Linked DNA regions of Mus musculus: all the other regions are linked to region 1. The links are chromatin loops, found by intact Hi-C in ENCODE. Cell type or tissue: heart. All regions are shown on one strand.

Region 1 (8,000 bases):
AAGAGAGACAAACCCCACAGTGTCAGTGACATAAAAAATGTCCAGCACGGGACATTTTCATCTGTGTGTGAAGGATGAACCTCTGCATGTAGCATGGGGTCCCTCCCACCCTGCCAGCCACCCGCATCTCCCTCTACTTTATGTCTTAAGTTTTAAGTCAGCAAAGGGATGGGTTTTGATATGATTATTTCATGCGTTCATGTCAGTAGGCTTTGCCTTTGTTAACCTTCCCCTCAGCCCTCTCTCCCCATACTCCTCTCAGCAGCTCTGGCGCCAGCATCCCAGCAAGCCATATGCTTGTTACCCTCCCTCACTCCCTCTCCCCCCATCCATGTTCATGGTCCTCTTTCTAGTTTCACGACCTACACATACACGCACACGTGGGGAATGGATGGATGGACAGACGGATGTAAGTCTGTGTGAGAAGCACATGGTATTTGTCTTCCTGTGTCTGGCTTATATTACTTAGCATGATCATGTGTGGCTCCACCCATCTTCAACGTTTATAGCTGAGTATGATGGTGCCTATGTGCCGTGCCTGCTTTATTAGCCCATCTGTTGATGGCCATCCAGGCTGACAAACATGCAGCCTCTCTGCTGGGTGCTGACTTGAATTCCTGTGGGTCTGCACCTGGGGTGGTTTGGCTGGGTCACATGGTTGTTTGGCAGGGTCAAATAGTTGTTCTCGTTTTCATTCATCTTGGGAGGCATCTCTGCACTGATCTCCACAGTGGTTGTAAAATGCTCTAGGTCCGGTCAGCTGACTTGTAGGGTCCACAGGCCTCCTTATCCCGGGACTTCTGGCAAGTTATTGCCAGTAGGGCCTGTGCTTCAGAACCTGAGGTCTAGAAGAGAGACAAGGCTGGTGGGCTCCCTGGGCCCTCTGCTGTGCAGCAGCAGGTCCTCAGCCCTCCCCCTCGCTGCTCCCTGGCTCCATGTGGTCCTCATTCAGTGATTGCTCCTCCCCTCTTCCTCCCCTGGCTAACAATCCCTTCATGCCCTGGGCTGTCCTGCTTCAGCTGCTAGTAGGGTCTTCCCAGACCCCTGAGGACACATGAGGAACACTGTGCTCAACCTTTGTGTATCTGAGGGAGGGGGCAAAACAGAACACATGTTTGAATTTACATAAAGAAATACCACAAGGGGATATGGAAATTAAATCACTACTCATTGTAGGAGGACCATGAGAGAAAGTGTGTGTGTGTCTTTGTATGTCAGTGTGTATGTCTGTGAGTATGTGTGTCTGTGAGTGTGTCTGTGTATGTGTGTGTTTCTGTATATGTATATCTCTGTGTGTGTGTGTATGTGTCTGTGGTGTGCATGTCTATGTGTGTCTGTAAGTGTGTCTCTGTATTTGTGTATGACTGTGTGTATGTGTGCATATTTGTGTGTCTGTGTGTCTGTTTCTCTCTCTCTCTCTTTCTCTCTCTCTCTCTGTGTGTGTGTGTGTGTGTGTGTGTGTGTGTGTGTGAAGAACCAGCCAGAAGGGTGCAAGGAATGACTGCTTTTTTGACCATATGAATTATTATCTAGCAAGCAGAATTAAACAGAGAGAGCCTGCTCTGTCCTCATTATTAGAGACCAGACTGACATTTTCCAGACTTGACTGAGGAAGCTCTCAATTTTCAGCCAGAAAAAGCCAGAGTGGTGCAGGAAATGGGCTGCTCCAAGTTGGCTCCTGGAGGGAAGGCCACAGCCAGTGGCCATCTGCTCCTCCCCCACCCCCTGCACTCCCAGTGTGGTAGACCAGGTGCCAGGGAAGATGCAGGACTAGGTTACATAATAAAACAAGCCCAACCATCTTAGAGCAGGGAGACACAGAGATGCCCCAGTCACGCTCAGGGGCTGTCTGACATTTGCTATTGGAAGCTTTCAAAAGGTCCAGCAAGATCTGTGCCCCTGACTTGCCCTGCCATTAGCCCTAGGCATACAGCCGGCTTCTAGAGCATACCGCCCCTCCCCACCTGCATACACTGTTACTGTGTCCCATGGGTGTGGAGGAAGGGCAGTAAGCAGGACTAGGACTCAGTCCTACAATAGGAGAGGTGTCTCCAGACATGTGGGTCCTAATCCTCACACACACACACACACACACACACAACCTTGACCTTTTCCTTTCTCATGGGCTTTGTGAAACAGTCAGCGGAACTGTCCAGGCACAGAACTGGCAGTTCACCAACTGCATGTTCACCCCTGTTTACTACTCAGAGTTATCCTTAGGGGCCTGGAGAGGCCAGATACCATTATTGCCTTCCAGCCAGCATGCAGCTTGGGGAATGACTTACACAGGGCTAAATGTGAATCGTGAGTGGAGTGGAATCCAGATCTCTGGATCCTGGTGCAGCCCTGCACCCTCTCCAGGGACAGGAGAGAAGGAGGGAGACTGCATGTTCTGCACGTAGCCTAACCCCAGGATGCCCTCTTCCTTTGGCTTATGCTTGCTGAGGACAGGAACAGCAGTAGACACACAGATTGTCTAACCAGTCACTTGGGCAATAATGTGACTTAAGTTCAAGGCAGAAGTCTCCTTTCATGGACCTGACTGGTGTTGCCCAGGTGGCTACTGTTAGTTCACGTTGGGGGCTAAGTATAGCTCATGGCACCCTAAGCCAGCTCCTGGTTTGAGTGTACACTTGGGTGTTTCTGGCCTAGGGACAGATGTTGGGCTCAAGCTGTCTCAAAATATCTCTGAGCTACTGTTTCTAGACAAATGTCACCAGCTGAGACCATGGTCCAGCCAGCACTTCTTAGGTATGTAGACACAAATACTCTGGAGAGACGGGGCTTGTCCGACTCACAAGGAGATCTCTAAGCTGTGGGGATGATGCCTGAGGTAAAGGCTGTGGAAAGACAAGGGGACTCACGTCCTTCAGATGTTGGCTTTGGGGAGAGCTCACCTGCATCTCTGTTTATTGCCCAGTCACCTTGCCAGAGCCTTTCATGTCCTGATGCTAGGGTAATGGCCTGCTATCTGCCCAGAAAGTTTATGGCTGAGCTGGAATGTGAACTTGTGTCTAGCTGGATCCCAAGGGTGGCTACTTTCCAGAACATTCCCACAGATGCAAATGGGGGTGGGGTGAGAGACAAGCTCAGAAGCATAGAGGAAAAGGAGAGGCGGAGGCTCAGGAAATCCTGACCATGTACACGTACTATCTGCACGGACTCAAAGCTATTTTAAGGCCAAGGCCAGGATGTAGCCCAGAACGGGTCTGACGTTTGCTTTTGTTGTTGGCTTTTAAAACACTTTTCATTCGTTCGTGTGTGTGTGTGTGTGTGTGTGTGTATACATGAATGCACCCAAATGTAGAGGCCAGAGATCAGCCTTACGGATCTTCAATCATGCTCCACCTTATTTTTTGAGACAGGGTGTCTCATTGAACCTGGAGTTCGCTGGTTCCATGGACAGGTGGCAGCTAAGTCCTCTGGATCCTCTTGTCTCCACCTTTCCGTGGCACTATGATGATATAGTACTGATTCAGCACCCAGCTTTCTACGTGGATGTTGGCAATCCAAACTCAGGGCCTTATGCTGACGCAGCAGGTCCTCTTCTGATGAGCCATCCCCACGGCCCATAAAATACACTTTTCCTCATCCATCAGAGCCCTGGTGAAAATGGTATCCTCCTAAATAAAGGCTTTGACAAAACAAACAAGCAAACAAACAAACAACACCTCAGGTACAGGAACAAACACATTTCAGGCCTGGTGGCCAGAAGCCTCCTGTCCTGAGAGTCACAATGTTCCTGCTCACCTGCTGCTTCCTTTTAATGTGCAGGCTGGAGAAAGTTCCAGACAGAGGGGGAGGCCAAGCAGGTGAAGAAGGAAGGTAGGCACAGCAGAAGTCGGTATAATAAGGACCTACAGAGTTGGTAGATCTGATATGACTCCTCCTTAAATCCTGTAGGCCCCTTCTGCAAGGTGAAATTCATGGAAGGTTCTGGAACCCTGTGTGTACTTTGGAACATGAGACTTCCAACTCCAAATCCCTTTAAGGAAGTCCCACCCTCAGAAGCAGATCTGAGAATGCCCACAGACTACAATGTCACTCTTGGCTCTGCCATGTTGGAAAACCCGAGACAAATGGTTTAATATTTCTCTGTGTTTGTTTTCTAATCAAAAAAGAATGTGATAATATAGGCTACCCTGTAGGGCTGTGGAGGGTGTAAAGAGACACGTGTTAGTGACTGATGGCAGTCCTGAGGCACGTAGACAACCAAGGGCTCCTCACTGAAGTTTTCAGACAAAACACCGAGGCTGAGAGGGGTCTTTGCCCAAGATGGCCGACTTGGGGACGAGGAATTTGAATTCTTCCTGGGCCTGACTCTGAAGTACACCGTCAGAGCCGTTCATTCTGCACTTTGTTCCTGAAGTGCATCAGACCCAAATCCTTATCCTCATACATTCTGGGCAGTTTGGTAATGAAAGCACAATCTTGGCAGGACCTGGGGCACTGGCCCATGCTCACTCAGGACACCAGAGGATGGGTGCTTCATGTTACTCATAAGCCCAGCTGATGGCCTGTGGGAGTAGCCAGAGCACTGAAAAGCAGAGAAAGACAGAAGAGAGGACTTGGGGTCCAGGGCCTGGCAGGAAGGGACTCGTTCCAGCAGAGAAATGTCTGTAGCTTTGTCGTGGCCTTTGAGTTATTTTCCAGGAAAGCATGCCCTCGATACGGTGGTGGGTGGACGGGAGGCACAGGGGAAGAACACCTGCTCAGGTGCCTGAGATCCCATTTTTATCTCCAACGTAACCCTAAGAAAGGATAATGAATATGTATTTCCAAGTCTTCCCTATAACTCATTCCGTGTCCTCCTCTCTGTGACCCACAGCTAGGAGCTAGCATGCACTCCATGGGTTCCTGTTTCCTTCTGGCTTTCGAGTCTGTCCACACAGATGTTAGTCTGTCCAACTCTCTCATTATCTTCAGAAAGACAACAGGAGCCAGGAATCTTCTTTTGGTCCTTAGCAAGCTTGCTTTTGCTTCTGACAGGACCTCACTGTTACCTCTGCCCCAGATGGGGACTGGGGATCGCTGCACAGTGGGTCAACTCCGGAGTAAGGTCAGCAGGTGCTCTTGAAAGGTGGTGGGCACCAGCCATGCACATGACCTAAATGCAGAGCAGGTCTGCTTTGAGATAGGCATGAGTTAGACTTCTCCATATGTTCTCATATCTTCTAGGTGTATCTTTCCAAGGTCTCCTTGGAACAGACTCCTGCCCTCAACTGAGACCAAGATGGAGACTCCAGGGAGGTGGCCAGAGCCCATCAGTATTGATGGGCCAAACAAGCCCATTCTTAAGGAATTTCCCATCACTTCCACCCAGAGCAGAAGGAAAACCAACTCTGGCCATCAGAGGAGTGAAGGGGGGTAATAGTAAACAGGAGGGGAAAGAAGCTGCTGCTTCTGTTGCCATGGAAACATTGGAGCAAGGGAGAGGGGGGTCGAAGGAAGGTGCAAACAGAGCTTGCCATTGGCTCCTCTAGGCCAGTGTTGCCGAACCCAGACTGCCTGTTAGAGACACTGGGGAGCTTTGTGAAAACAGACTCCCAGGCCCCATCCTCCACCTTTGCTTCGGCTGCTTTGTAAAATCTCTAAAGTCGGACATAGAGAGAGATAGCTCTGTTTGTAAGGTGCGTGCTCACTCATCATGTAAGTATGAGGGCCTGAATCCCATCCTGAGGAGACACATGAAAAGCTGAGCACTTTGAAACCCCAGCACTGGGGAAGCAGAGACAAGCGAGTGCTTGAGGCTCACTGGCTGGCTAGCCTAGGCTGCTTGTTGAGTTCCAGGCCAGTGAGAGATCCTGTCTCAAAGAAGAGGTGGCGGTGTCTGAGGAAAGACACTTGAAGCTGTCCTTTGGCTCCCATATGCATAAACATATATGCACACATGCATCCACATACATGTGCACTCACACACACACACAATCCATTCAAAGGCTCATTTCAACATGTACGTCAATTTACCAGAGAGCCTTCGAAAATGCAGTTTCTAATTCAACAATCCCAGGACCACATGTAGGAATATGCATTAATAACTGATTTCCCATGATGCCTCTGGCTCCAGAGACATATTTTGAGAAGCTAGATGTTAAGCTGTACAATTCAACATCTGAGATATAATCAAGAGAGCTGAGGCACAGAGCTAGGAAAACCTAGGGCGGCCATGGCATTTGAGAAATGGCTAGACGGAGCTCCTCCACACTGTCTCCTCAACCCTGGTGTACAAGTGGGCATAGTCACTTCTTACACACAATAGTCTATGTCTGGCCAATGAGGTGCTCAGGTTCATGACCACTGTCACAGTTAAAGAAGACCTGCACTTTCTGAATGATTAGCCACAGGTTCTGATGGAGTCCAGGAAAATTATTTGGACTCTATAGCACTCACAGGATGAAACAGCCCCCTACCTCTGAGGCCTCCCACCTGTACCAGCCAGGATCTGAGTAGACCTAAGGAAGGAAGAAAGCAGACATTTATCCCAGAATGGCAGAGGAAGACACCAGACCCCAGTGGCATGTAGCCTCCCTGTGACCTAAGCTCGGTTGCAGAGTCATGAGCCACCAAAAGCTCACAGCTCTCATCTCAGACAAGATAATTCCCTAGAAGCTGCAGTTACACTCAGTTCTGGGCCTGTAGGTGCTGCTGTTCCTAGAGCATGAGTCCCCTCTCTCCTGAGGTGAGGTCATGTGGAGTCAAGGTGATTAGTCCAGTTCAAATGACCTTTCATCGTGTGGGTCAGGTGCCAACCATGGGCAAGGCTTCTTTGGGTGACCTTTCACCCACCTAGCTAGTGTCCTCCGAGTACACAGCCAGGCCAGGCAGGCAGCACAGTGGCAGGTCTGGTCACACCCCAGGATCTGGCTCTGGTAAAGCCTTGGCAGTCACAGCAATATTCCAGGCAAACTGAGGAGCAGGTGGCTTCGTTCACCTGGTGTGGGGCTCAGTGGTCCCTGCCAAGTCCCACTGGTCCCTCACCACCTATCCTGGGCTGTACTAAGGAGACTGTTGGTCCTTTGTTAGGTCCCTAGGAATCACCCTATTGACAAAGACTCAAGACACGGAGGAAGAGGCTATGGGGTGGGATTTTTCAGACCTGTCAAACTTGTGGCATTTGTTTGCCACAGACCCTGGAGGAAGTCCCTGCAAACAGCCAAGCCAACACCTAGATGCTGAAAACAAACTGAAACATGACTGTAGAGCCTTTCATGTGTATCTTAACTCCACATATTTGGGGTCTCCAGCCCCAGGGAGAAGAGTATGCCAAGCTACAGTACTCTGACCCATGACAGGTCATGGAGGACCCAGCTGTGGTGCTAGCAGGCAGAGAGCCAGTCCCCAGAGAGTCACCACACTGTATTCTGTCCTTGTTCAGAAAGAGCTGTCCCCATTTATGTCTTAAACTCCCAGAAATCTGTCCTAGGACAAATCCCCAGGGGATGCTTACGCTTGGAGACCATCCTGTCACCAAGCAGGTAAGCAGAACCGATTTGGGGGAATGACATGAAGGTAAGACTGTGGCTTTGGAGCCACACTGTCTGGGCACACATCTTGACCACACCCTTGTCAAGGTGAAGTGACCTTCATCTTGGTATCGCTTAACTTCACCGTGCTTCAGTTTCCCTGTGGGAGGAATAAAAATAGCAGGTCCTAGGATGGTTGTGAGGATCAATGGATTGATGCAATGGAAATCCTTAAAACAGGCCCTTCCCGCCGGGCGTGGTGGCGCACACCTTTAATCCCAGCACTTGGGAGGCAGAGGCAGGCAGATTTCTGAGTTCAAGGCCAGCCTGGTCTACAAAGTGAGTTCCAGGACAGACAGGGCTATACAGAGAAACCCTGTCTCAAAAAAACAAAAAACAAAAAAACAAAAAAACAAAAAAACAAAAAAACAAAAAAACAAACCAAACAACAACAAAAAAACAGGCCCTTCCCATTGTCACCCCACCTCACGTCAGAGGAGACCCCACTTCTCCAAGACACCACTCCACCCTTCCTGG
Region 2 (8,000 bases), 55 kb after region 1:
TCCCACATTGGTCTCAGGGTTCTAGGTATGTATAAATAGCTGCACCCTGATTCTACCCAAATGAATGTTTCAGCCTTCATTTTATAAGCACTGCCCTGCTAGACTCGGGCCCACAGATCTTGTCCAAGGACATCTTCAGCAGTATCTCTTTGGTGAGGGCATTTGCAGCCCAGATATCTGAAAATCTTACCAATGGGGTTCCCCCATCCTGCTGCCCCATAGACAGTTGTTAAATATCTGCTTTTATGTCTTTCCAAGTTAGGGTGGATTTCATGCAGATAAATGCTTAGCTCTACTACTCTTGGCCTTGGAAAAAGAAATTTCTGATCTTAGCAAAATAGGTTTACGTTCCCAGTTGTTTTGTGTTTCTTTTTCCTTGAACAATCTTTGCTCCCCTCTTAGTCATCGGATCTCTCACTGGCCATCCTTACCCCAACAAAGCCGAACAGAGGAAATTTATTGACCCTTCTCTGCATTGAAATTTACCTGGACAGTGTTCCACCCTCCGGGGATATTTTACTTCTTTTAGAGAAGTGTATATTTTAAATGGAGCTTTCAGTGTGTTTGTTTTAAGGTATGAAACCCAGAAATGTCAGTCATTCCAGCAAAGCTAGCAAATATTTAGGGAACCATGGAACCAATGGTTAAATCTTTAGAAAGTTTCTTTTTTATTTCAATAAAGAACTACAAAATGCTGGAGCTACTTAAGTAGTTTGGCATTTCTAGAAAGTGTTAGCCATAGAGTTATCACGTGACTGTCCTTCATATACAACCCAGGAGAACTGGAGCCAGCATCTACACAAAAACACACACATAACTGCTCACGTCAGCACTATCCATAAAGAGTCACAGAGTATACACAACCGGAATGACCATCAACTGAGCAAGCAAACGGAGCTCATCCACTCAATGCAATGCCACCCCAAAGGAAAGGGGCTAGTGGTACATACGATGAACCTTGAACATATTATGCTAAGTGAAAGAAGCCAGACAAAAAAAGCCAATATTTTCAGATTTAATTTGGATGAAATATCCAGAATGCCTAAATGCACAGTGACAGAAAGCAGATGAGTAGCCACCAGGGGCTGGTATGACAGGAAATCGGGGTGACTGCTGACGAGCCTGGGGCTTCCTCTGGGGAGTGATGGCAACACCACTCTGAATACAATGGAAAATCAAGAATCATGTTCCTGAAATTCACTGTGTGAATGTACAAGGAAGCTTGAATAGAAAAAAAAAGTAAGCATTGACCTTAGAAATGGCTCAGCAGGTAAAGGACACACACCACACACTCACATGCACACACTTCATACACACATGCACACACATGCACACAACACACTCACTCACACACATACCATACATGTACTCACACATGCACACACACACCACACAAACTCACACATACACACACACACCACATACTCACACATGTACACACACAAGCCTGGTGATCTAAGGTCAATCCCGAACCCATGTTAAGGTAGAAGGAGAAGCTGACTCCATACGGTGTCCTTTGACCTCATATGTGCTGTGGCATATGCTGACACACACACACACACACACACACACACACACACACACATACACACACACACACACAAATAATTGTAGTAATAATAACACATTTTAAACTTAAAAATTAAATTAAAAATACATATCTACTAAATATATATTAAATACTATATTTTTATTACTATCAATATAAACAACTTAACTATGTTAAAAATAATAAATAAGGACCAGGTGATGGTGACACATTCCTTTGATCCCAGCAATTGGGAGACAAAGGCAAGTAGATCTCTGTGAGTTTGAGGTCAGCCTGGTCTACATTGCAAGTTCTAGGGCAGCCATGGCAACATGGTGAAACCCTGTCCCAAAACAACAATAGTAATAATAAGAAAATTTAAAATTTCCCCTAACTTTGGTTGCATTATGGTTTGACAAATCAGCTGTAAAATGATAATTTACTTTGTGTCGTTTTGGCACATTAATTTCAAACCAATGAGTGAATGAAGTGTTCTACTTAGTCTCCTGAAATAAAAATACGTATTTCAATGTGTGATCACAGACAGGCCAACTTTGATTAGATCCTGATTTTGAACATATTGAATATCAAAAGGCACATGGAAAAGTTGAACAAAACCTACAGTTAGCATCACATTAAGACCCAGAGATCTGCAGGCATGTTCCCTAAGGTTACTTCTTTTCAATATTGTGCTAGAAGTCTTATCTGAGGCAATAAAACACGAAAAGGAAGTATAAATGTTGGGGCTGTGAGATGAATCAGCAGTGAAGGTGCTTGCAGCCAAGCCTAGATTACCAGAGTTTGATCCTTGGGACCAGCATCATGAAATGAGAATAGTGACTCCCACAAGTTGTTCTCTGTCCTTTGTATCTGTGCCACAGCACATGCAGGCCCACACAAATACACACATGCAAATGAATGTGATAAAACATTTAAAGGATACACAGATTTAAAAGGGGAGAAAAAAAATCCCCTATCTTTGTTTAACAACAATGATAAAGACAGTTATTACCCATACAGCAGAGTCTGGAATAATGAACTAAAAATGGATCTAAATAAGTCGGAAGAGGTGATCACCCAGAACTCAGGCACACCAGCTTCGCAAACAAAACTGCATTCTAGCAAGGCATGACTTAAGCGAAGTGGGGAAGAGGTCAGGTTCTACTGAAGGACATACTAGCCCTGATCACACAAATGCGCCTGCCAAAGATTCCAGGAATGGTGGACAATATCCTTACCATGTACCTGAGCTAACCAGGACAAAACAAAACAAAAAATCTGTGCTGGGACCAAATTTGGAATCTCCAATGCCAAGGAAAGCTAACTGACTGGGTTGTGCTAGGCCCTAGCGGCTAGGGGGAAGCTGCATTTGGTCCTAGCAGAGAGCGCTGGCCCTTACACCGACCTCCTCAGACTTCTAGCACACATTTGTTGTTGTTTTGGTTTTTTTCCCCACATGGTAAGACATGCCTTGTTAAAATGCCGAGTTTTGGTTTTGAGACAGGATTTCGTGTATCCAGGCTTGCTTCTAACTGGTCATGTAGCCAATGAAGAATGACCTTGAACTTCTGACCCTCCCAGCTCTATACCTCCTGAGTGCTAGTGTTATGGGTATATGCTACCATGCCTGGTTTACACAGTGCTGGGGATAGACAGAGGGCACTGTGCACAATAAGCAAGCACTATACCAACTGAGTTACATGTCCAGCCCACCATTATTTTCTACACAAACTGTTTGCTGAGATAGAAAGAGTTCTGTTCTAAGGTCTTTAGAAAAACCTGAATTTGAGACTCTCTGTTGACCAGTGGACTCCTAGTCCTGACTCAAAAATTTGAAATAAATGGAGACAGTTTTGAAACCTTCACCAAAGACTTCTCTCTCACAAGAGGAGGTGGTCTCCAGAGTCCCTAGATACAGCATAGATCATGCTTCTGATCTATCCATCATAACCCCCTTGGCCCAGTCCATTTTATACTGCCCCCTTGGTCATAAGACCCACAGAGCTTTGAATTGTATTTAGAGTCCCCTGGCCCATGATTCAAGACCTCACACGGACCAATGCCTCCAACTCCAGTTCTCTTCAGTTATTAATACAGAGCCCCTCCCTCTGCCATGCCTTGATGGCGTAAAGAAAGCCACAAAATGGACACAGGACAGCCTGTAGTCTTGGACACCCCATGAAGCCTTTCTTCTACCCCCATAATAAGAGTAATAAAAACTGTGGGTTTTATTTGCCTTGCGGGGATGTTGTGAAGATCAAAAGAAAGTATGTCTATCCGAGCCTGGGGTTTGCTGTCAAGCCCAGCACAAATGTTCTTTATTATGATCTACTGTCACATAATTTCATTTCTAGTCTTACATGGCATCTTTAGGGATTCTTCAATGGGCAATTCTTCTTGTTTCCTCATCCAATGAAAGAAGGATTGATACAACATGTTTCTAAGCAGAAGGGGAGGGATGTGTCCTTAGATCCTCTCACAAGATGCTTGTGTAAGGACAGTGTGTAAACTTGCACGGAATGTAGATTCCAGATTCCATTCCCACTTGGGCTGTTGGCAGGAAATCTGGTTCCTGCTCACGTGAGAACTGCTGACTTTAGATTTTCAGTGGCTTTGATTTTTCTATTGGTCTGCCAGCCTCCCTCCCTTCCTTCCTCCCTCCCATCCTGGTGTCACAGAATGATCGAATGCTTGGCCCACGAGGCTGTCAGGCTCTGTGTACTCAGAGAAGTTAACACAAGTAAGCAGATTTTGAAGGGACTCTAGAAACCTAGAGGAAACACTTTATCCACTCTACTGGAATTTTGAACCAAAATATTTCCAGTTTTCCTTTTGCCCTGTGGACGTTATGTAATACTCTCTCCAGATTCAAATGCCAACTAAACTATCAAGGCAAAAAGAAGCTCAGTCTTGGGTCTTTCATAGAATGTAGCCTGGAACCCTGAACAATCACATATTTGATGATACAGAAGTCATCTTGGGAGAACCGATAACAGTGGCAAAGCATAAAGAACTCCTTTTGAGACTGTTACAATAGTGAGGCATGTTGGCACAGACGTGGAATCCCAGAACTCGGGAGGGTGAATCAGAAGGATCATAAGTTCAAGGCCAGCCTGGGTGACATAATGAGACCCTATATTTAAAAACAATAAAATAAAAAAAAAAAGCAGACTATGAGGCTGAGGTGGGTAGGATCATCACCCACAATCATAAGGACTTGCGTTTGAATCTTCAGAACTGACACAAAAAGACATTTTTATCTTCATGACAGACTAGGGTACCCTTCCCCTTGGGTAACAACACACCCTGTTAGAAAGTGCAAACTGACCAGTTTCTGCAGTAGGAAATGGAACCAAACCACCCCAGTTCTTGATTCCAGGCTGGGATGTTTTTGTTCTTTGTATCTGACAGGATGTGTTTAGAAGAAGAGATTTCCCTGGCCACTGGTGCTCAGAGAAAGAAAGTGCCCGAAGAAGAATGAGGGGAAGCAGAGTCTGTGTGCGTCTCGTGGTAAACAGGGAGACCGGAAGCATTCATCTGGAACACAGTCAGAAACAAAAAGCAAACAAAACCCTTCGTGCTGCAGAGACAGAGAGCCAAGACTTGCCCTTGAGATGGAAAGCTCTCTGCTGAGCTTTGCTAGATGACAGACGTGAGGGGAGGCAGACTGAATGGGAACACAGGGAAAGTGGGAATAGTTAAAACAGCCAGAGACAGAGAGAGAGAGAGAGAGAGAGAGAGAGAGAGAGAGAGAGAGAGAGAGAGACAGAGAGAGACAGAGAGAGACAGAGAGAGACAGAGACAGACAGACAGACAGACAGACAGAGAGAACCCCAGGTTGTGTTGTTGGGAGGGCTCTAAGTTTAAAATTCAGTCCACAGCCTCTCACAGTTGCTTTCCGTGGAGTTCTGGCACTAGACTTGGGCCCTGGCAGCATCTTAGGTGACCCTGAGTATAATAGCATGGGAAGAAACCTACCATATGTTTCAAGACCTATGAATGTTTCATAATCGAGTCATAGTGAGGAGGAGAGATTGGGCTGCACTCTGGGCATTAATGTAATTCACCTAGTGGAAAATTATGGAAGCATATTTCATATAATTAGGGTCAAGAATGGATTTGGTGTAATGGAAGCGAAATGCCCTGAGCACAAAGCCAGTTCAGCTGGCTTGATTTCTAGTCTGGAGAACAGCAAAGCCTGGCAATAATTAATCAAGCAAGAGGAAGTGGTGCAGACCAAGGACAAGTAACTGGGAAACTCCAGCAAGCACAATAGAAGGAGCCCATCAAAGACAGTGATGCATTGTGGGTAAGAGCTTGTTTCAGAAGCATCTTGAGAAGTTCTAGGAATGTTAATTTAAGTGTGCAATAAGGTAGGGAAGTAAAGTGTTCTTATCTTATCAATGGGGGGGGGGGCATGCTGGGAGCTATACCTCCTTGAGCCTCACCAAGGTCCCTAGGATGAAGTGACCTGGTATAAAAGGTTTAAAAGTAGACAAGAGGGAGAGAAAGAAGCAACCAAAGTTATTAAACATAGCTGATGAGCAAAACCAGGGGTTGCAGCTTAGAACAGATGTTTCCCTTCAGGATGAGAGAAAGTTGGGGCAAGAGGAGGAAGAGGAGAAGGAAGAAGAAGAGGACGGAGAAGGAGAAGGAGAAGGAGAGGAGAAGGAGAAGAAGGAGGAAGAAGAAGAAGAAAGAAGAAGAAGAGGAGGAGGAGGAAGAGGAAGAAGAGGAAGAAGAAGAAGGTCATTTTTAGCCTAAGAGCCACCAAGCTGTGTGCAAGAAACAGGACAGCAATGGACCCTCAAACTAGCTTCAATAGCTTCAATTAACTCCTGAACCCCAATCTGCCAGAGTGATGGGCTCTCAGTGTGAAGTCTGAGGTTCAAGAGTGGTAACTGACAGCTGGTGGATGCCCTGGAGCCAGATCCAAGGGCACAGGTGGCCTCTGTTGCACTTGCTTTGTGTTCTCCTTGTCTGATCCCACCAGATCCTGTGAGGATATGAGCAATGGGACTGGTCTCAGCCACATTCCCAGGCTGTATCAGCAGGTAACACACCAGATCTTACATAGACAACAGACAAAATGTATGGGTGGATGGAGACCAGGCGACCGAGTGTAAGAACAGCCCACATCACAGTGACTGAGAATCGGTTACTCTCCTACGACCTGGATGTAAGCAAGCCAGTGCAAACACAATGGCTTCATGATGACCTTCTCTCACCAGTTCTAAGACACTGTGACTAACTCAGCATGGCTCTGCTCAGCTCTTTCTTGATTCTCTTTCCTTACCCGTTTCCCCTGATGGCTGCATCTTGCAAGAGCATTCGGGAGGCAGTCTTAGAACCTGGTCTTGATTTGTTAAACAACCACCTCCCTAAGCGCACCGAGGGTCTTCGGTTAGTGGAAGTGTCTCTAACACTTTCTGTACTCTATGTGCTCAAAGTTACCAAACACTCAAAGTTTCAAAACATGCTAATCTGGGCTGCTGAGTTGGCTCAGTGGGTAAAAGTGCTTGCGGCAGAGACTGACAAGCTGAGTTTGGTTCCTGAGACCAGATTCATAGTGTCCTCTCACCTCCATACATGCACTGTGGTATACCACAGTGTGCATGCACATATTCACAGTAGAGTACTGGCCCCAGTGAGCAATGACAGATCACATGACTAGCAGAAGTTGGGCACTTAGAAAGCCGGTGAAGCCCACACCAAGTGGCCTAGCACCATCAGGACTCAGTCATAACTGCTAGAGCCCCAATTTTCTGTCTGAACCCTTGCATAGTTCTTGTAAACACCCTCTGTTCGTTTGCCTGCGTTGGGAGTCTTTGCTCATTGCTGCTGCTGGTGCTGAATGCCTTGCAGAGGCGAGTTCTGAATAAATACCCTCTGCTTGCTTCTCTTTGTCCGTCCTAGCAAAAGACTCACTGAGCTGAACATTTAAGAACTGTGTTCTTTATACTGATTGTTCTGTATATCTTATTGATTAGATAGTCTTAAATAAAGGGAAAATAACAGTCAAGGCCAGGGAAAGAAATTCAAAGTACATGGTAAAATTTTTTGAAAGCGCACCAAGTCTGGACAAGCAGCATAAAAGCTAAAAGGCTCTCCTTCAGAAAACGTGTCCTTTATTTTCTGACAATGCTGTGAACTCTGTGCTGTAAAAGAAGAATAAAGACATTGTATAACCTGAACTCCAGGGCTCTGTCCCAGCCCCTAATATCCACATGATGTCAAGAGAAAAAGATGAAGGTACCGCTGATCAAGTACTCCATCTTTACTTTATGCTCTATTTTCTTCCTCTGCACTTACCCTTGAGTGATACTTCTGTAGCTACGATCTCCCAGAGACCACCAAAGCATGGCAGACCTGTCTTTTATCCTCTGAGCCAGCTCCCAGAAGCCCCTGGAGCACCACAAGGCATATTCTTTAGGTCTGTGCCCTGGTCTGTAAAGAGTACTTGCAAATTAAA
Region 3 (8,000 bases), 81 kb after region 1:
AGCAAACAGCCAAAGGTGTTTGGGAAAGGCTCACCACTTTTCTGGTGGCAACACACTCTAACCAAATTAATTAACAGATAGAACTTTAAAATATCACCTGACCTATATACGCTGCTTCTTATGTCCTCTCCTGACAAGGAGGATACTAGCTGGGAATGTGATGGCTACAGAGCAGGCACGAGGCATGGAAGTTCAGAAGGGAATTTGGGGACCATTCTCTTACATCCACACCCCACTTCAAATCCTCCTACAGATCTATAGTATATAGCATATATGGTATTTTTTTAATTATCTCCTTTTGGACCTTAATGTCAATGTTATTTTAATGCATTTATGCCTCTATATCTCCTGTCTTCAAGTTTTCCTACCTTCTAGACAGTCTCAGAGGAACACTGGGACAGGAGCTCACTTGTGCTCTACGAGTAACTAGGAGTCACAAGAAGCAATCAGTTTCCTTCTCTCCACCCTAGTTTCCCTTCCTCATGTCTAATGGCACAATGACTTCTTTCCCACCTGTCTGCGTCTATGATGCTGGTCTGTTAAGTTTGAACATATGTATGGAGCTGTGGACTCTGTGCTTTGCACAGTGAAGAAAGGTGTAAGGTGCAGAGGTAATAAGATACGCAGGATCCTGCCTGTGATGGTTGCTCCAGACTGTCACTTTGAGGGGCTTTTACTTCCAGTCATGTCTGTGAGGGAATTTCCATGAAGTTTATCCTAAAAAGGAACACACACCCTGGGTGCGAATGGCACCGTCCCATGGTCTGAGGAGACAGGGAAAGCCCTGAGCACCAGCATCCTCTTCTTGAGGTTTTCAGACTGCATACACGAGTGAGCAGCCGTCTCACCACCATGACTGCCACGGAGGACTATCTCCTTAAACCATGATCCAGAGAAAACCTTTCCTTCTTCAAGTTGCTCTGGTCAGGTATCTGTCATAGGGACAGGATAAGTGATACTCCTCCCTCACGAAGTCCGTCTGCTGCTGCCTATGCATGCCTTTCAGAGCCAACTACTGAGGTGTCAGTCAAAGGCAGTGCATATGGTACGTGCGCTTGCTTATGTGGACACTTCCTTCTCCATCTCTAATTAAAAGCCTTTAAAGTTCTGCACTGTGTGTTGACACTTATGACAAGTTGGCATCAGTCGGACTGTAATCTAGTAGACGCTGAGAGTTGTCATGCCTCGGTGCTTAGTATCATGGGGTAGCTGGCTCTGAGCCTTGAGTACAGCCTTAAGTCCATGAGTCCCATGATCTCCCAGTGGCCTTGTAGCTGGGACAGGTACTGTAAATATTCATAAAATGGCAGTTGTAGCCGAACAGGTGCTATCCCACCAAACTAACAAGGCGTGACTGCTGAAGTCTGTGGAGAAGGTAGTTTTTACCACAGTACTGGTTAGAATCCTTCAGCCTGGGTATATAATTATGGGTTTATAAACAGCACAGTCCACATTCACTTAGGCTGGTGACACACCTTCCTCCCTTAGTTTACATCAGAAACAGAAAGCATGGGAAGCTCTGGATTGGGACATTTGATTGATTTGGTTTTCTGTGGGTTTAGACAGAGCTCAGAGCACATAAACGAGAAAGAAGCTCTGTTTCTGTCCGGTTAGGTTTTAACATGGTCTGTCCCTTCTCTCTGGTCTGAGCCCACCCCAAGTGCTCTGTTACCTTGAATAGCTGAGAGCCTAGTGCCGAGAATGTGCCGAGTTGTCACGAATAATCTGGCCCTCCACCCTTTGCATAGTGAGCTCTAATAACTAGCACCAGGTCCAGGCAACGGGACCTTTTTGGGAGAGGCTGAAGATTAGGATCGGAGTTTAGTCACCCTCTGGTGAGTCAGGTTCCCATGTACTCTAAGGTGGCAAGCGTTAGCCAAAGAAGGCTTGGCTTCCAGTCTTTGTTCCTCTTGCTTCTATCCTTCCTCCCAGCATTCCTGACTTTTTTTTATGATTTATTGTTTACTCTTATTTATATGTCTGTCTGTGTGTGAGGAGTGTTGCTGCCCTTGGAAACCAGAGGTGTCAGACCATCCTGGGGATGGAGTCACAGGCTGTTGTAACCTGACTGGTGCTGGCACTAGGGAACAAACTTCAGTCCTCTACAAGAGTAGTGAGTGCTTTTAGACTTCCCCCTCCAGCCCTCTCCTGGGTTTTAAGGCAGGGGAGGGAGGCTGAGGGGAGGAACTAGCCAGTTGCTCATTCCAGAAAAGGCAGCTTCTTGATGAAAGGAAGCTGAAGAGGGAGGCTGGGTCTGGCCACAGAACGCAGGCCTTCTTTCCTACCAGACCCTCCAATCGCTTTTGGAAGACTATTGCATTATCTCCCCCTTAGCATAACACCTTTAAGTTAACACCTGTGGACATGACTCTTTTCTTAACAAGTAGTGTGGTCGAAAGTTGGAGGTCAGAACTACTGGATTTTTGAACTTCAAAATTATTCAACAACTCAGTCCATTCTCTAAAATGTGTTTAATTCACTGTTACCAAGTGCAAGGCACCAGGACTATAGAGGTGATGTCTGGCAGTTCCTACCCTGGTGAGGAGTTCACAGGCTATAGAGTAAGTTGAGGGCCTACCATAAAAGTTCCCTGGAGGAGCTGTGGCAGCTGGCTTGCAGTGTGTTTTGAGGACAGAGGGTACAAAGGAGGTCACTACCCCAGATGGAGAGTCATAGCTGTGATTCTGAAGGTTAAGACCCAAAGGAAACTAAAACCTAAGCAACCAAGGTAAGAGACAGACGAGGTGAGTTTCCATCACTGTGGTCTTTGCCATTCATGGATTTCAGAAAACAGGTCCTTCCTGGGGGCAGATGATGTGTAGCTTGGCTTGAGTGATCAACTTAGCTCAGAGAAAGCCAAGGTGGGGTTGAAGTGAGGGGAGCATTAAAAAGGGGGTACACTCAGGGCTGGGAGAGGAAGGATGTCCCCATAAGAAAAGGCTCCCTGACTCTGGCAGGAGATGCACAGGCAGTGGGTATGGAAGTAGGAGATGCTTCAGCAAGTTTTTGTTTAGGACCAGAAATTTCATCGGGGGGGGGGGGGGGGGGCTCTGCACTCCTTGGATATAAGACATATTGACTTGGGTTGTTTTTTTTTAATCCATTCCCCAGTTTTCTCTGTTTCTGGATTTGACTCATCCCCTCTGGTGTAATTTAACTTGCTCTTCTCATTCTGTAAACTAGATTTGATTCTTGGTTAGAAAATGGCATGTAGATACTGTGGGCTTTGATAATATCCCACTTTAGGGGATAGGAAAACAAACAAAACTCAGAAAAAAAAAAAACCAACAATGCAGGTTTAGCCTGATCTAAGTTTTCTGGACAGTTCTGTAAGTTTTACCCAGTAGCTGGTGAGAGTTAATGACTAGGCTGCCATTTCAGGAGGTATTGCAAAGTGCTGGCTTTCTAATCTGTCATTCCTTCTGTCTTTAGTACCTGAAGTTCTCCTATAAAAAATTTTCCTATGTGTGTGTATATGTGTACATGTGTGTGTGTGCATGTGTGTGTCTGTGTGCGTGTGTGTGTCTCCGTGTGAATGTGTGTGTGTCTCCATGTGCATGTATGTGTGTACAAACTGTTTCCTGTTTCCTTTTTGGTCAACAGAATTTCCTTTACATCACTTGCCTGTCTTTCTGATCTGGCCATAGTCATCTGATATTTCCCTTGCATTTAGGGACAAAGAGTACCCATGTCATCTTCCTGATGCAAGACTGAGACCTGGAACAGCCTGGCAGTGCCTCCTTCCTGCTTACCCATGGCACATGGCAGCTCCTGTGCGTGCGTTGGTCAGCGTTGTTTTCAGCTATAGCTCAACACAACAGACAGAGTTTCCCACTTAGACTCAGAAAGTCTGGAGCAGGCAGCTGTCAGCATTTGTCCGGCAGCTCGTGAGGACCAGGGCCAGCACCACTTTGACTCTCCCAGCCTCTCTCAGTTTCAGGAGAGTAGCCCCAGTTCCAGGCAGTATGCCCACAGCCAGGGAGGAAGGAAAAGGGAAGGCCAGAGCCAGCAGCAGCTGTCCTTTTGTATGAGAAAAACAAAAGCTATTCCCAAACCCACTGCCCTGGCCCACAGCTGGATTCCACCTCGATATGCAGGCCAGGAAAAAAAAAAAAGTTGGGAAAGTGAGCAATTAATTATTCTGGTACCACAGCCCAGGAAGACAGGGGAGTTAGTGTTGGTGGTAAATGTAGGGCTACTATTTCTGGGAGGTTGCTCTTAAATCCTGAATCAGCTTTCCTTATTCTGATTTTGCTGGTTGTTAATTTTACACATCCTAATGCTTCTGGTTCTGAAGTAGGCAGGGTAGAAAGAACTGCTGGGGTTTGGGAGGTGGCTCAGTCAGTAAAGTGCTTGCCCTCCAAGTATGGCGGTGAGCTCACTCCTCAGTGCTCGTGTAAAAGACGCCAGATGAGGCGTCTTGTAACCGCAGTCATCTGAAGGCAGAGACTGTCAGATTATTGGGGCTTCTTGGTCAGACCTCCTAGACTATTTCTCACGTTTCAGACCAGTAAGGGATCCTGCCTAAATATCAAGGCAAATGGGACCTGAAGTCCTCTGGCTTCAGCCTGCACACACTTGTATGCATACCTGCACGCGCATGTGTACTGGCATGTACAGTCATGAACTAGAAATGAGTAAAGCTGTATTTGCAAGGTTGCCCTTAGGAAATGAGTCTAAATGTTTCAACACTTGTGCCCAGATGGTTCAGCTCAGTTCTGCTCACTCATCAGATGCCAACTCCAACCACTGGCTCTGCATCCACAGGCATCCTGTCACCTCCTGTCAGTCACGAGAAAGACCAGTCTCGCTTTCGTCAAGACAGATACTTCCTTGGAGCTGCAGTGAGCCCTCAGGATGACAGAACATCTAACGATCATGGATTCAACAAGGGTTGCCCAAACATCACACCATTAGCCTTCCTTCCCTCGAATCTGGTTATTAGAGTACACATGGGGGGCCCATGGCTCCAGCTGGCTAGGTAGTAGAGGATTACCTTATCGGGCACCACTGAGAGGGGAGCCCCTTGGTCCTGTGGAGGCTCAATGACCCAGGGTAGGGTAATGTTGGGGTGTGGGTGCTGAGGCAGGAGTGGGTTGGCAGGTGGGGGAGCACCTTCATAGAGACAGGGGGAACGGAGAGGGGATAGGGGGTTTGTGGAGGGGAAACTGGGAAGAGGGATAACATTTGAAAAGTCAGGGTCTCATTAGCTCAGGATGGCATCGAATTCACTATGTAGCCTTAGAGTTGTTGATCCTCCTGACCATGCCTCCTAGGTGCTGAGATTATAGGCATGTACCACCATGCCCACCTATGTTATATATTGATTTTATATTGTTGAATAATAAATTTCCAGACTTAGCAGTGTAAAAACAGATATTTGATGTTTTTGTCTCACCGGGCTGACTGGGCTCTGAGGCTCCAGAAAGAATTTGTTTCCAAACTCATTCCAGTTGTTGAAAAAAAAAAAATTGGTTCCTCTCAGCTGCAGGAATGATATCATGTGCCCTGGCTCTTGGCTAGTGACCACATAGAGACCTTCCGCTGGTCCCTTCTATGTGGCTCTTCCATCTGTAGAGCAGTGCTACACAAAATTCTTCTTGTGTTTAGGGTTTCTCCTTCTACCTACAAATCAGAGGCTTTCTATGTTTTCTCCCCTCTGTTGGAAGAGGAGCTCAGGATTACAGGAGGTCTGTCATATAATTTCTTTCTCCACATTATGCAATCATAGGAGTGCCATATCATGTAAACATCTAAACAGATAGTTTAGAAGGAAGGAATGGATTATCAGTGTTAGACCCTCAAACAAATTCAGTTATTATTAAAAAAAAATCAAGATCACCAAAGCATGTTCTCTGAGAAAGAATAACAAAATTCTAGGGAAGAAATGACTGAAAAAAAAAATCTCAAACATTGGGAAATAAGCAACAGACTTTTGAATAAGCCATGGGTCCTAAGAAGATCACACAGAAAAGTAGAAGTTCGTTGAAAGTACTAGATGCAGAACCATTGCCCCTCAAAATGTGGGGGTTGTGGCTAAGTAAAATGTCAAGGTAAATGTAGCCTTTAATGACCAACTCAGAAAAGAAAGGTCCCAGAAGAAAGCAAATTGAACCTCTGACAGATGATAGATGATAATAACCAGAAAGGAGATTGATAAGAACATAAAAAAAATAGGACAAAGCAATAAAAAGCAAAAGTTGGTTCCTGGAAAACAAAATTAAAAATCTTAGCTAACGAGTAAGTGGTGTTGCCATCCACCCAGCAGAGGTGAAGAGACTTGCTAAGAGATGGCTTTAAGAACAAATTAGACATCTTAAGTGAAGATAGCTTATATTCTCAGAAACAGACAAACCATCTAAGTTAATTTGAGGAGAAACAGAAAGTCAGAACAGAGTAACTGAAGAAATTGAATTACTAATTAGAAGTTTCCCATAAGGAAACATCTGTGCCCTGGCTTTACTGGTGAAGATGAAGATTTGTCAAAAAAAAAATTGAAGAAATAGTGACAAATGTTAACAAGCTTTCTCAGAAAAAGCAGAAGAGACACAAACTTACTGATTGTCTGCGACCAGAGCCATTGGAGGACAGCATGTGAAAACAAGCAAACCATTCCTTATAAAGCATCGAAAGTCGAATCTAGCAACATCTAGACAGGATCAGGCTGGATTTATCCAAGGAGCACAAGATTCATTTAGCATTTCAAAATTAATGCTACACACCAAAAATAAAAGACAAAGACCATATGGCTGTGTGAATATACACAGAAAAATCATTTGACAAAATTCAATATTCATTCATGGTAGTACTCATAACAAACTTTGAAATTTCTCAACCAGATAAGAAGCGTCTGTAGAAAGGGCATCACCCTTGATTGTGAAAAGTCCTCCCTTTCCCAGCTCAACATTGTGCTGGGAGTTATAGCTAGCCAGTTAAGGAAGCAAAAGAAACAAAGCCATCTGGATTGGAAACGAGAAAATGTCTTTAAGTGATATGTGTAGAGGTTTTGCAGGTCCAGAGAACTCCCAAATCAGACTGGAGTAGGGTAGCAGTGGTTATCCCAGATAGCAGTGGGTTTCCCAGAGACTGGACTTTGAAGCTGAGTATGGATTTAGAAGTATGAAAGGGTTGGAAGCAGAGGAAGGAGTAGAGAGAACAGAAAGGCAAAGGTGAGGTGGTGTAAAACAGCAGTTCTCTTTCTGAGAAGTGGGGAAGCTGAAGGCACACAGAGATTACAGTGAACACCAGGGGGTGTATAAGCTTTCACCGAGGCTGAGGTGGAGGATTGTGAGTTCAAGGCCAACCTAACACAGTGTGAAGATGCTATGGGATGTATATAAACATGAGGAGGGGACAGAGACAGACACACAAAGAGACATAGAGACAGAGAAGAAAGTCTAGATGAAGGCAGGGGTCAGGACATAACAGGTTTTAGTATACTATTTATATAGTTTATATAAGTTTTGAACAAATGATTATTTGCTATGGGATTATAATGTGCATATAATTTTGAGGAGCATAAATCAAAGTTTGTATATATATTTTAATTTATTTTATTCACTGTTGCTCTCTTTAGACACATTTGATGACCGGAAGAGGGCATCAAATCCCACTAAAGATGGTTATGAGCCACCATGTGGTTCCTGGGACTTGAGGACCTTTAGAAGAACAGTCAGTGCTTTTAACTGCAGAGCCATCTCTCTAGTCCTAAAGTTTGTATATTTTGACAACACCATGTTGTGTTGTTTTTATACTATTATACTAATTTTATACTATTAGTGTATACTATAATAAATAGATTAGAACTTAGATCATTCCATTCCCAAATAAAAGACACAAAACCTTTATATTTATATTAAGCCTTCAAGCACTAGAGTTGGGCAGATATCAACCCTCTGTGCTATTTTGTTACTTCCCTGTCAATAATCCCAAGGTATCACTTGCCATGCTCTGCCTGAGCTGCTCTTTCTCCAACAGGCTAACCCTCATGGCCATGTGCT

What was found. Hi-C counts contacts between places; a loop is a spot of excess contacts. Peaks named below come from ENCODE experiments on the same cell type or tissue, not always from the same donor. Only the 100,000 strongest peaks of a DNase experiment are listed, where the experiment ranks them.
Region 2: a loop joins it to region 1, with 6 times the contacts of the local background. A loop is called at or near these places in 8 of 42 quality-filtered maps.
Region 3: a loop joins it to region 1, with 4 times the contacts of the local background. A loop is called at or near these places in 15 of 42 quality-filtered maps.

Annotation. Positions count from the first base shown.
Region 1 is chr9:122,025,455-122,033,454 of GRCm38, forward strand. It overlaps Gm39465 (a long non-coding RNA gene), which reads right to left. Exons shown (of 2, transcript XR_871391.2): 2 at 4,055-5,107. Among named protein-coding and RNA genes, the nearest start is that of Gm39464, 18 kb to the right of the region's middle. In heart, a CTCF peak has its summit at 3,409; DNase peaks (open chromatin) are centred at 1,727, 2,227, 3,097, 6,817 and 2 weaker places; H3K27ac peaks cover 3,792 bases.
Region 2 is chr9:122,080,242-122,088,241 of GRCm38, forward strand. No RefSeq gene overlaps it. Among named protein-coding and RNA genes, the nearest start is that of Gm39465, 33 kb to the left of the region's middle. In heart, a CTCF peak has its summit at 1,071 (motif pointing right); DNase peaks (open chromatin) are centred at 3,660, 4,080 and 5,000; H3K27ac peaks cover 655 bases.
Region 3 is chr9:122,106,078-122,114,077 of GRCm38, forward strand. No RefSeq gene overlaps it. Among named protein-coding and RNA genes, the nearest start is that of Snrk, 7.2 kb to the right of the region's middle. In heart, no CTCF peak of the experiment used is centred here; DNase peaks (open chromatin) are centred at 2,154, 3,974 and 5,044; H3K27me3 peaks cover 393 bases.